Regions from separate parts of the Homo sapiens genome. Here region 1 is linked to region 2. The links are chromatin contacts, found by Hi-C in ENCODE. All regions are on one chromosome and are shown on one strand. Each heading gives the region's core, a stretch centred on a gene start or an enhancer-like site at or near the end of the contact. The rest is flanking DNA. Distances are from core to core; before and after follow the strand shown. Region 1 overlaps DIP2A (disco interacting protein 2 homolog A). Region 2 holds the start of MCM3AP-AS1 (MCM3AP antisense RNA 1).

What was found. Hi-C counts contacts between places; a loop is a spot of excess contacts on that map. Pooled maps may share reads with other maps.
Region 1: a loop to region 2 is called in a map of naive thymus-derived CD4-positive, alpha-beta T cell, with 7 times the contacts of the local background. The contact joins the enhancer-like site here to the promoter of MCM3AP-AS1 in region 2. A Hi-C loop is called at or near these places in 1 of 168 maps with a recorded cell type or tissue (naive thymus-derived CD4-positive, alpha-beta T cell) and 7 of 50 pooled maps.

The regions. Positions count from the first base shown.
Region 1 is chr21:46,557,212-46,562,107 of GRCh38, reverse strand. DIP2A (disco interacting protein 2 homolog A) reads right to left here. Exons shown (of 38, transcript NM_015151.4): 31 at 4,355-4,523; 32 at 3,715-3,885; 33 at 1,325-1,386; 34 at 303-360. Among named protein-coding and RNA genes, the nearest start is that of S100B, 45 kb to the left of the region's middle. Within about 2 kb of position 2,492, at least 14 of the 41 ENCODE cell types and tissues checked have a DNase peak (open chromatin) inside an H3K27ac peak, as active enhancers do.
Region 2 is chr21:46,227,716-46,231,975 of GRCh38, reverse strand. It overlaps MCM3AP-AS1 (MCM3AP antisense RNA 1), which reads right to left and starts at 2,745. Exons shown (of 4, transcript NR_110565.1): 1 at 2,710-2,745; 2 at 1,449-1,649. It overlaps LSS (lanosterol synthase), which reads left to right and starts at 3,202. Exons shown (of 22, transcript NM_002340.6): 1 at 3,202-3,244; 2 at 3,377-3,542. The coding sequence starts at 3,231. RefSeq lists silencers at 2,398-2,837, 2,898-3,157, 3,168-3,337, 3,398-3,447 and enhancers at 2,867-3,161, 3,878-3,947.

The sequences.
Region 1 (4,896 bases), core at 1,243-3,742, 330 kb before region 2:
CCATGGCCCTGGCCCCAGAGGCCTGAGGCCTGCCACCCACCCAGCGGGAGTTCTTTATTCCTGCACCTGAACTTCTCCCTTTCTTGGCTTTGAGCTCAGATGTGTGTTTAAAAACATAACTAAGTAATTCTATATACCAGCCACAAAGGAGGGAAGGAGACTTCTGCAGCAGCCGAGCCCACCCCAACCAGAAGTCGACCTGTGTTCATCAGAGCCGCAGCCCCCAGCACCCTCCACGGGGTGATGCTTCAGACAAAGGTCTCAGACGCGACTCAGAATGCACGCGTCTTGGTTTCCACTACCTTTCCAGACTCCATCAATGGCAGGCTGTGCGGAGAACCCCGTTCTACCAAACGAACCCTAAAAATTAAGGGAACAATTTCAGTACAAAATTTACTACACAGGTAGTAATGTCTGAAAGGGCAGATCATGACGTTGGAAATGATCACTCTGAGGGTCTGTTGACAACAGTCAGGATGTCAACCTTTCCACAGCACACCTGCCATGAATGGCAGGGACACCCCAACCACGCTGCGGTCCCAAGTGCCGCCACCCGCATGCACTCGCCACCCACCCCATGTGCTCACAGCAGCTCACTCTACATTTCGTTTAGGTCCTCCCTGAACCCAGCAAGCCCCTGGCACCCAGTAAGCTAAACCTAGTGTTTACATCAAGCTACAGTGTGGCCATACTTGAGAATCCAGGACTGGGATCTGAGCTTCAAAGCTGGGAGGGGCCCTGATACACATCTGACCACAGACCAGCAAGCACACACTGTATGCACCACCATCGTTCATCAAGATGAAACTAAGTCAGATCCTATGACAGCATCAGGTAAGAAACGTTCTTGCCAGTAGATGGATAACTTGTCTTCTATCTGTCCCTATCCCTCTAAAAACCAAATGTCACATGGGTCATCGGGTAAGAAACGTTCTTGCCAGTAGATGGGTTACTTGTCTTCTCTCTGTCCCTGTCCCTCTAAAGAACCAAATGTCACAGGGGCCACTCTTATTCTTCCTGGTTGTGTGACAGATAAAGGGATGTTAACTGCAGCCCTGGGGACACGGGCGCACAGAGATAGACACTGAGCTCCCCTGGGAGGCACGCCCGGAGTGGGGCACACAGCTCTCCTCTTCCTCTTGGTGCAGATGGCCCAATGTAGCCAGCTGTCCTCTCATGTGCCCATCCAGGTGTCCCGGTAGGCCTGACTTGGCCCCGCCGTCCTCTAATGCCTGGGTCCCGGGGGTGCATAGTCAGTGCAGACCTGGTTTGCATCACTTTGCCACTGGGTATCCATGGGGCCCAGGCAGGCTGGGAGCATTACCTGTCATGGCGCAGTGCCCGCATGTCCACGTAGACGGTTGTGGGGTCCGGGCCAGCTGTGCCCTGGAAGGAGAGCAGCAGAGGAACTTCTGTTCAGGGGCCTCACTTAACATCTTGTTTCTACAGGTACAGCTGCATGGCAGCTCCTCCCTGGCCCCCGGGGACACCCAAGAAGGTAGCAGCTCTGCTCCCTGCAGTGAGTCCGCCTAGGGGTTCAAGGTCCCCCAGGCAGTCTGATGCTTTCCATCCAAACATCCACAGAGCTTGATAATATTGAGCGAAACACTCAATGACTCTGAAAACACCAAATCATGCCACTTTACATTTCAGTTCTAACAACTTTCTATTCCCACTGGTCTCTTGCTGTGATGAAAACACCATTAGGATTTGAGGGGCATTTCCACCATGCTGTCAGGCAGGGCCTTGCCTCTCACCAACCAGCCTAATTCTACCGGGGACTGCTCGCAGCCGAGACTCACTCAGGTGAGATGGATGGCAGCCTTCACCTTTCTACTCTCTTCCTTTCTGAATCTTACAGTTAACATTAATCCCGACTAAAGGACATTATGTGTCATTTTATTCAATAAGGAACATCAATTAAATGAGTACTCTGATCAACATCACCCTTAAAGATCCCAGACAACATAACCTGTGTCTGCACTGGAATTAAACACCTCTGCACTGGAACTAAACACAGCCCTTCCTCCCAAGGCAATGCTATGAGCATTAACATTTTTTGAAAATAGTTTTACTTTTAAATTTGGTTACAAGGGAGCTTTTGTAATATGTCAAGTAATATCCACTGTGAACAAAGTAAGACAGCAAAAGAAACATGTTTGTCTAGAATTCACGAGAAAGTCACATGAACTCATGGGAGGGGGAAGCACAGAGGCACCAACAAGGTCAAGGTCAAGGTCATACCTGCTCAGCCAGCTTTCCCAGCCTGTTGGGCTGACAGAGGCCAAGGAGGCAGCAGAGTGAGACAGGGAGGAGACAGCCACAGGAAACACACACAGAAGCAGCAGCCACATGAGAAACACAGGGAAAGAGAGAGCAAAACCCACCTCTGTATCTTAAAGAGCAAACGTGAACATCCCATTAACATCATTTCTGCAATCATGTGTGGCATCCATACCCTTCCGACGTCTAGCAAGGAGGCCCCAGGCTTGCAGACGCAGAGCCGCTAACACAAAGGCCGGCACCCACGCTCAGCCACAGCCTACACAGGAAGCGAGCTCACAAAAGGCTCCCGCCCGATCTCCTCTGCTGCGTGACAAGGGTCTGAGGCTTGAGTGGTCAGGGGTCTTTTTGTGGTGAAGAGGGTGTGAGCAGAGCCCCCGCCCTGCCCTGCGTGCACTGCCACTGTGATGGGGAGGCACAAGGCCAAGCAAACACTTTGGAAACAGAGACAGACCTGCACTCAGCCCTGCTCTGGCACGGACAGGTGCCATTTCCTTCCAGCTATTCTTGTACTATGTGGGTGAATAAGGCGTTCAATATGTAGGGTTATCTAAAAAGCCATTTGGTTTTAAGATGTTTTTAGAAAGAAATGAAATTGAGATACTAGTACAAAATCTGGGCAACAGCTGTAGCTATCTGAGGAAGCAATAAACAGAACTGCCGTGAGCTCTTCAATCTCTGAAACTTGGTGCTACCTATGTTTTTTTTTTTTTTTTTTTTTTTTTTTTGAGACAGGGTCTCGCTCTGTCACCCAGGCTGGAGTGCAGTGGTGAGATCTTGGCTCGCTGCAACCTCCTCTTGCCAGGTTCAAGCGATTCTTGTGCCTCAACCTCCCAAGTAGCCGGGACAACAGGCGCGCACCACCAGCCAGCTAATTTTTGTATTTTTAGTAGAGACGGGGTCTCATCATATTGTCCAGGCTGGTCTCGAATTCCTGACCTCAGGTAATCCGCCTGCCTCAGCCTCCCAAAGTGCTGGGATTATAGGCATGAGCCACCACTCCTGGCCTGAAACTTGGTGCTTCCTTTTAATAAGACATTTCATGGTTTCAGAAATGAATTTGAGTCAACACAAATTACCACATTTATTAATGTTTCAATTTAATATTGCTAGATATCTTAAAACAGTAAGTTCAATCTTGCTTTAAGAACTTAGCTGTGTTTTATATCTAACTTAGAGAGTCTTACAGTTATTAGTCACTGTTCAAAAACAATGTGTTTTTTTTCCAAATAAGCCTTTCTCCAACTAGAATAGAACATCTTTAAAAATAAAACCCTTGAAGCTAAAATGTTACATGGAAATGAGATATCAAAGGCCCAGAGAAGGAGAAATAGATCAGGCGGCTACAAAACGGCACATTAACAACTGGGAAACTGGGTCTCCATGCTGCCAACAGCCAGCTTTCGAGAACCGCAGCCCCAGGCACCTCACCTGGAGGCAGATGGCCACGTTGACCCTGCACCCGAACGTGGTGCTTACGGCGCGGGCCGGCAGGCCCAGGTCCTTGAAGAGCTTGGAGAAGGACTGGGTCAGCGCAATCCTGGGCCGCTCCTCGGCGACCACCATGCACGTGCGCACACATGACAGGTTCACCCCCTTCATCTGCGGGAGGGGTGAGCGGTCAGGCCACGGCCACAGCTCAGTGAGTTGCCAGGGCCCTGGGCACTGTTTTGGGAAATCTCCGGGTGGGCACACAGAGGTGGAGCTGGACACCAACCTCCTCTCCGCAGGCTGTGTCTGTTCCACAGAATCCTACGTGTGGATGCGCTAAACGATTCCCATCTGACCTGCATCCCACACCTGCCCTCCCACGCGGCCAGACTTCCACCCCGCTATCTCGCAGGGACCCTGCCCTACCCCCCACCCTCCTCTCCTGCGGGGTGTGGAGCTGCAGAGACAGGTGGGCCGTGGGAGGACAGATGTGTACATAGGGCCCCTAGTGGGAAAGGGTTTTCTCTACTTCCTCCAACTGCAGGGAGGGGCCTTGGGAGTCTTGTTTTGTTTTGTTGTTTTTAAACTTCCCAGGGCTGTGGTCTGCAGCACACTCAGAAGCCCGGGTCTGGGCACTCACCCTGAGGACACCCGTCTGTGCGCCTAGGCCCTTGGTGCACATCTCCATCACAGAGTAGGAGCAGAAGGTGACGCGGGCCTTGTACTGGCTGACGGCCGACAGCCACAGGGACACGTTGCTCTCCAGCTCCAGCGGGGGCACCAGCACTGATTGGTGTCCCGAGTAGACACTGCGAGAGGGAAGGCTCGTGAGGCTCCGCCCGCCCACCCAGCACCCTGGGCACTCCACTCTTCCCTTCCTCAAGAACACTTCTTTTCCAGCCACAACAGGGGCATGATTTCTGTTCTGACGCCAAGTGGGGGGGTTTGGTGGAAAACATGCCACAGGGTGAAGGTTGGGGGATGGCAGGCACGGGGTTCTGAGCTCTGCTCCGAACACTTGGAGAGGATCCGGGGACACCACTCCAGAGGCATTCACTTCTAGAGACGGATCGCCACTTTCTAGTGTTTGAAGGAATCAAGCAGATTCTTCCCAAGTACTGATAACGGACAGTGTATTTAATGAAAAATGTATTTTCACTCAATTTCAGACTCAGACTCCAA
Region 2 (4,260 bases), core at 1,496-3,995:
ACAAAAATTTTCCACCAGTTATTCCAATTTCTGCACCTTCCTGGTATTTGCTGGCAGGAATGGTCTCTTGTTGGCTTCACCCACAAACGTAAGTCTCAACTTTCTCTAGCTAACTCAGTTATCACTTCTCCATCCATTCCCAGTCTCTATAATTTTGTTGACTTCTCTTGCTTACTAGTGTCTCCTCTCCCATTCTTTGTGGGGTTTTTTTGGTCTTTTATTACTTTATGTGAGTAGGGTTTGGGCAGGAAATGGAGGTTAATGTTTATGCTCAGTCTGCCATGTTTAACTGAAAATTTCTTTCAAAATTCTGCCATTAGGCTTTTCCCCCCATGTCTCTTTAGATAGCTCTTGTCAGTCACCAATACATTGTTTTGTTGCATCCAATAATAAATTCTGTCTTCATTTTGCAATCCCTTCAAAGCCTCAGCAAAGATCACCATGTCTTCACTTATATTATGACTTCATATTCCTCTGGTTTTCCTCCTCTCTCTGGCCATTCCTCTATACTGGAAAAGGTCGGTGCCCCAGGGCTCATTCTAGAACTTCTCTTTTTTATGTGCATTTCCTAATTCATCTTGTCCAATCTCATGATTTCAAATACTACCTGAAAGCAAATGACTCCCAAATTCCTATCTCTAGCATTATGTTCTCTCCTGAATGCCAGCCTACTCAATATTTCACTTGAATGTCTAATAAGCATCTCTAGTATAACTTGTCCCCACTTTAATCTGAATTTTCCAATCAAACTTTCCCTATTTTAGGCCAGGTGTGGTGGCTCATGCCTATAATCCCAACACTTTGGGAGGCTGAAGTGGGAGGATTCCTTGTGGCCAGGAGTTTGAGACCATCCTGGGCAACATAGCGAGACCCCGTGTCTCTACCAAACTTTAAAAAAATCAGCCAGGTGTGGTGGCACACGCCTGTAGTCCCAGCTATTCAGGAGGCTGAGCCCGGAAGATCACTTAGCCCTGGAATTTGAGGCTGCAGTGAGCTAATGATTGTGCCACTGCATTCCCACCTGGGTGACAGACTGAGATCCTGTCACTAAATAAATAAAAGACACCTCTATTTTAGTAAATGACCACCACCATATACCCAGTTGTTGAGGCCAAAATCCTCAGAGCCTTCTGTATCTGGCTTAATGAATAAGCTGGATGCAGTAGTATGTAAGCAGATAGGAACAGTGTTTTTTCTCATGACTGCCCCTAGAAGCTTAACTGTGTCAATTCTCAGACGTAGTTTACAGCTTTTTCTTTTCTTTCAGACATTAAAAAGAGCGGATTATTTTACTCATAAAAAGTCCAGTCCATTAAGATATCAAAACTCAAACTCTTATCCAGTTGAAACCTCTTCCCTCACCTAGCTTTGCCAGGTTCAGTGTGAGATTCCATCCAGGCTGAAGCCCCTTATCCCTATTCTTCATGTTTCTACATGGAGGAACTTACCTGGAGAAAAACTTCCAGCCTCTTTCTGCTTCCAGAGAAGTAGAGTGACTCATTTGATTGAATTTCAGAGAACAGATAGGGTGGAGTGTGCTCAGGCTCCTCTGGGTACTCTTTCTGGGGTCTGTGGGTTGACTGGAGGGGTGTCTTCTGGTGGGCACTCAATTGCATAGTGCTTGGTGAGGCAGTTTCATGGCCTAGAGGCTGGGGGATATGTTTGTCTGACTTAACGGGTGATTTAGTAGCTTGCCCTCTTGCTTGCAGATTTAAGCCTTGTCCTTCAAGCTAGGTTTTTAATTTGTGGCAAAGCTGATATTTTGATACCCACCCATCTTATTGCTGTGTCTTTTTCATCCGTTTCTGAACTGGGATAGGAAGAGGTGATTATCCTTGATTGTCTAAAACCCCGCTATTCCACTGTGGGGAAGGTGCCTGTGGGTATTCTTTTGTCCACTCTCTCTTCCAACTTTCTCCTCCGGCTTGCTGTGGCTCACCGCCCCTTCGAAGTTAGGCTGGGGGTAGGAATTGAGGAGTGGGTGCCGAAATGCTCACTAGGCTGGGGCAGTTGTAACTGGATGTCAGGGCTTCTGTGGGCCAGGTGAAGACATGCTGGGGTCTTCTGTGGGTCCTTGACCTGACTTACGGACCACTGGCTGCAGCCTCCAGACGTCAGCCATGTTTCCAACAGTCAGACGCCCCCTGCCCTGTTGCGCCCGGCTGTCCCTTCCAAGTTCGGTCACTCGCTCTGCCTCCATCTTCCTCTTCCCTCTGCTGCTAAGGCTTTTCACCTTTAATTTCTCCTGGGGCCACCCCCAACTCCAGCGACCCCGTGAGCAGCTGAGGCTCTACCGCGCTCGGTCCTGGCCAGCGACGCAGCCCTTCCCTGGCGGGGCTCCAGGGCTTCTGGCCCCTGTGGTCCGCCAGGTGTGGGGGCCCACGGCCTCACCGCGCCTACCCCACTCCCCCCGGCGAAGCTACGCGGCGCTCAGCTTCCCAGGGACGCCGGCGGCGCCCTCGGCTCCTCCGCTCCGCCCCGCCCTCCCCCTGGTCTCGCACTGGAGCCGACGGCCCGCGCCCACCTCACCTCAGGGCGGCCTCCCGCCCCCACCCCCGGCCCCGGCGTCCGGGCAAATCCTGCAGCGCGAGAGCAATTCCCTGCCACCCGACCTTCGCACTCGCTGTCGCTCGCTCGAGCCTCGCTCCCCACGTCCTTCCTTCCGACCCGCGGCTGGACCCTCCTCACAAATTTCTCAGAGAGGCTCACCTCAAAGCGCGGCGCACGAGGCCGGGCTCCCGGGACGCAAGCCTCTAGAGGGCGCGCGAGAGGCCCCGCCCCCGCCCTTCGGCCCCACCCACCAGCCCCGCCCCCACCCGCACCCACCAGGCCCCGCCCCCACCTCCCCACCCACCAGCCCCGCCCCCACCTCCCCACCCACCAGCCCCGCCCCTCATGCCCCGCCAATAAGGCCCCACCCGCCTCCCCCGTCCCGTCGCCTTCACCCACCATCCCCGCTCCCTCAGGCCCCGCCCCACGCCGCATGGGGCACCAAGCGCTCCACCACTGTGGTCGCCTGGCACACCCCGGGGTCACGCTCGCGGCGCTCTGATTGGTTGCGTGGGCGTCGGCCCACCTAAGCCTGAGCGCCTGCCGAGGCCTGCGCCTGCGTAGTGCGCGCGGGAGGGGCGGGAGGGGCGGGAGGGGCGGGAGGGGCGGGGCTGGGCGGCAGGTCCCGGGTGCGGACATCTGGCAGCTGGCAGTGGGCGGCGTAGAGCACTGCAGCAGCAATGACGGAGGGCACGTGAGTCCCCTCGCCCCGGGCTCCTGACGAATGCGGGGTGGTCCTAGGTGCTGAGGAGAGCGCGACTGGGGCAGTGGGCCGGCGGCCGGCGTTGGGGCGGGGCCTGGGTCGCTGATGGCCGGTGGTCCTCAGGTGTCTGCGGCGCCGAGGGGGCCCCTACAAGACCGAGCCCGCCACCGACCTCGGCCGCTGGCGACTCAACTGCGAGAGGGGCCGGCAGACGTGGACCTACCTGCAGGACGAGCGCGCCGGCCGCGAGCAGACCGGCCTGGAAGCCTACGCCCTGGGGCTGGACACCGTAAGTTGCTTCCGCGGAGCGTCAGCGAGCTCGGGACCCTGAGGGGTGAGCCGTGAGGAGCACGTTTTCTCTCAGAAAGGCGGGTGGGAGGACCCGGCCAGCGACGCCCATCCCCAAGGCGAGCGCCCACGGGAACTGCGTTCGCGGGCCCCTCCGCTTCAGCCCCTTCATCTCTAAACCACGCATAGGAGACTCCTAATGTTTTATTTTTTAGCACCTTATTTTGAGATAATTTTTGACTTATAGGAGAGTTGCAAAGATAGTTGTAACTTTGTTTTTATTCACAAAAAGTGTTTGGATCCACTGTCTTAGTTGTGTGCATTGTAAGAGATTTTGGTCGTCAGAGTCTGCAGTGTAAACAGGGTCTCCTGCCGAGCCCCGGCCACCGAGGGAAAGGCTGTGCCGCCCCTTGGGCCCTCTTTGAGAGGCCCGAGTCCCAGGCCCAGGTCGGCACCCGTGCCCCACCCTACAGTCTGGGTGCCTGGTTTATTCCAGACATCTTGGAGAAGTTGTGAAGAATACATGACTGGCAAATAAAGCAACGAAAATGTGCAGCTGTTCTTTTACTTTGCTGAGGTGTGATGCTCTCATCAAAGAGTTTCAGACTTTTGATGGAAACAGCTGAAACTTTTAAAGTAATTTACATTCACTGTTTTGACTTGGGCTGTATGTGAAGAGGGTTCCTCTGGCCGGGCAACAGTCCCGTCAGCTATCTCTT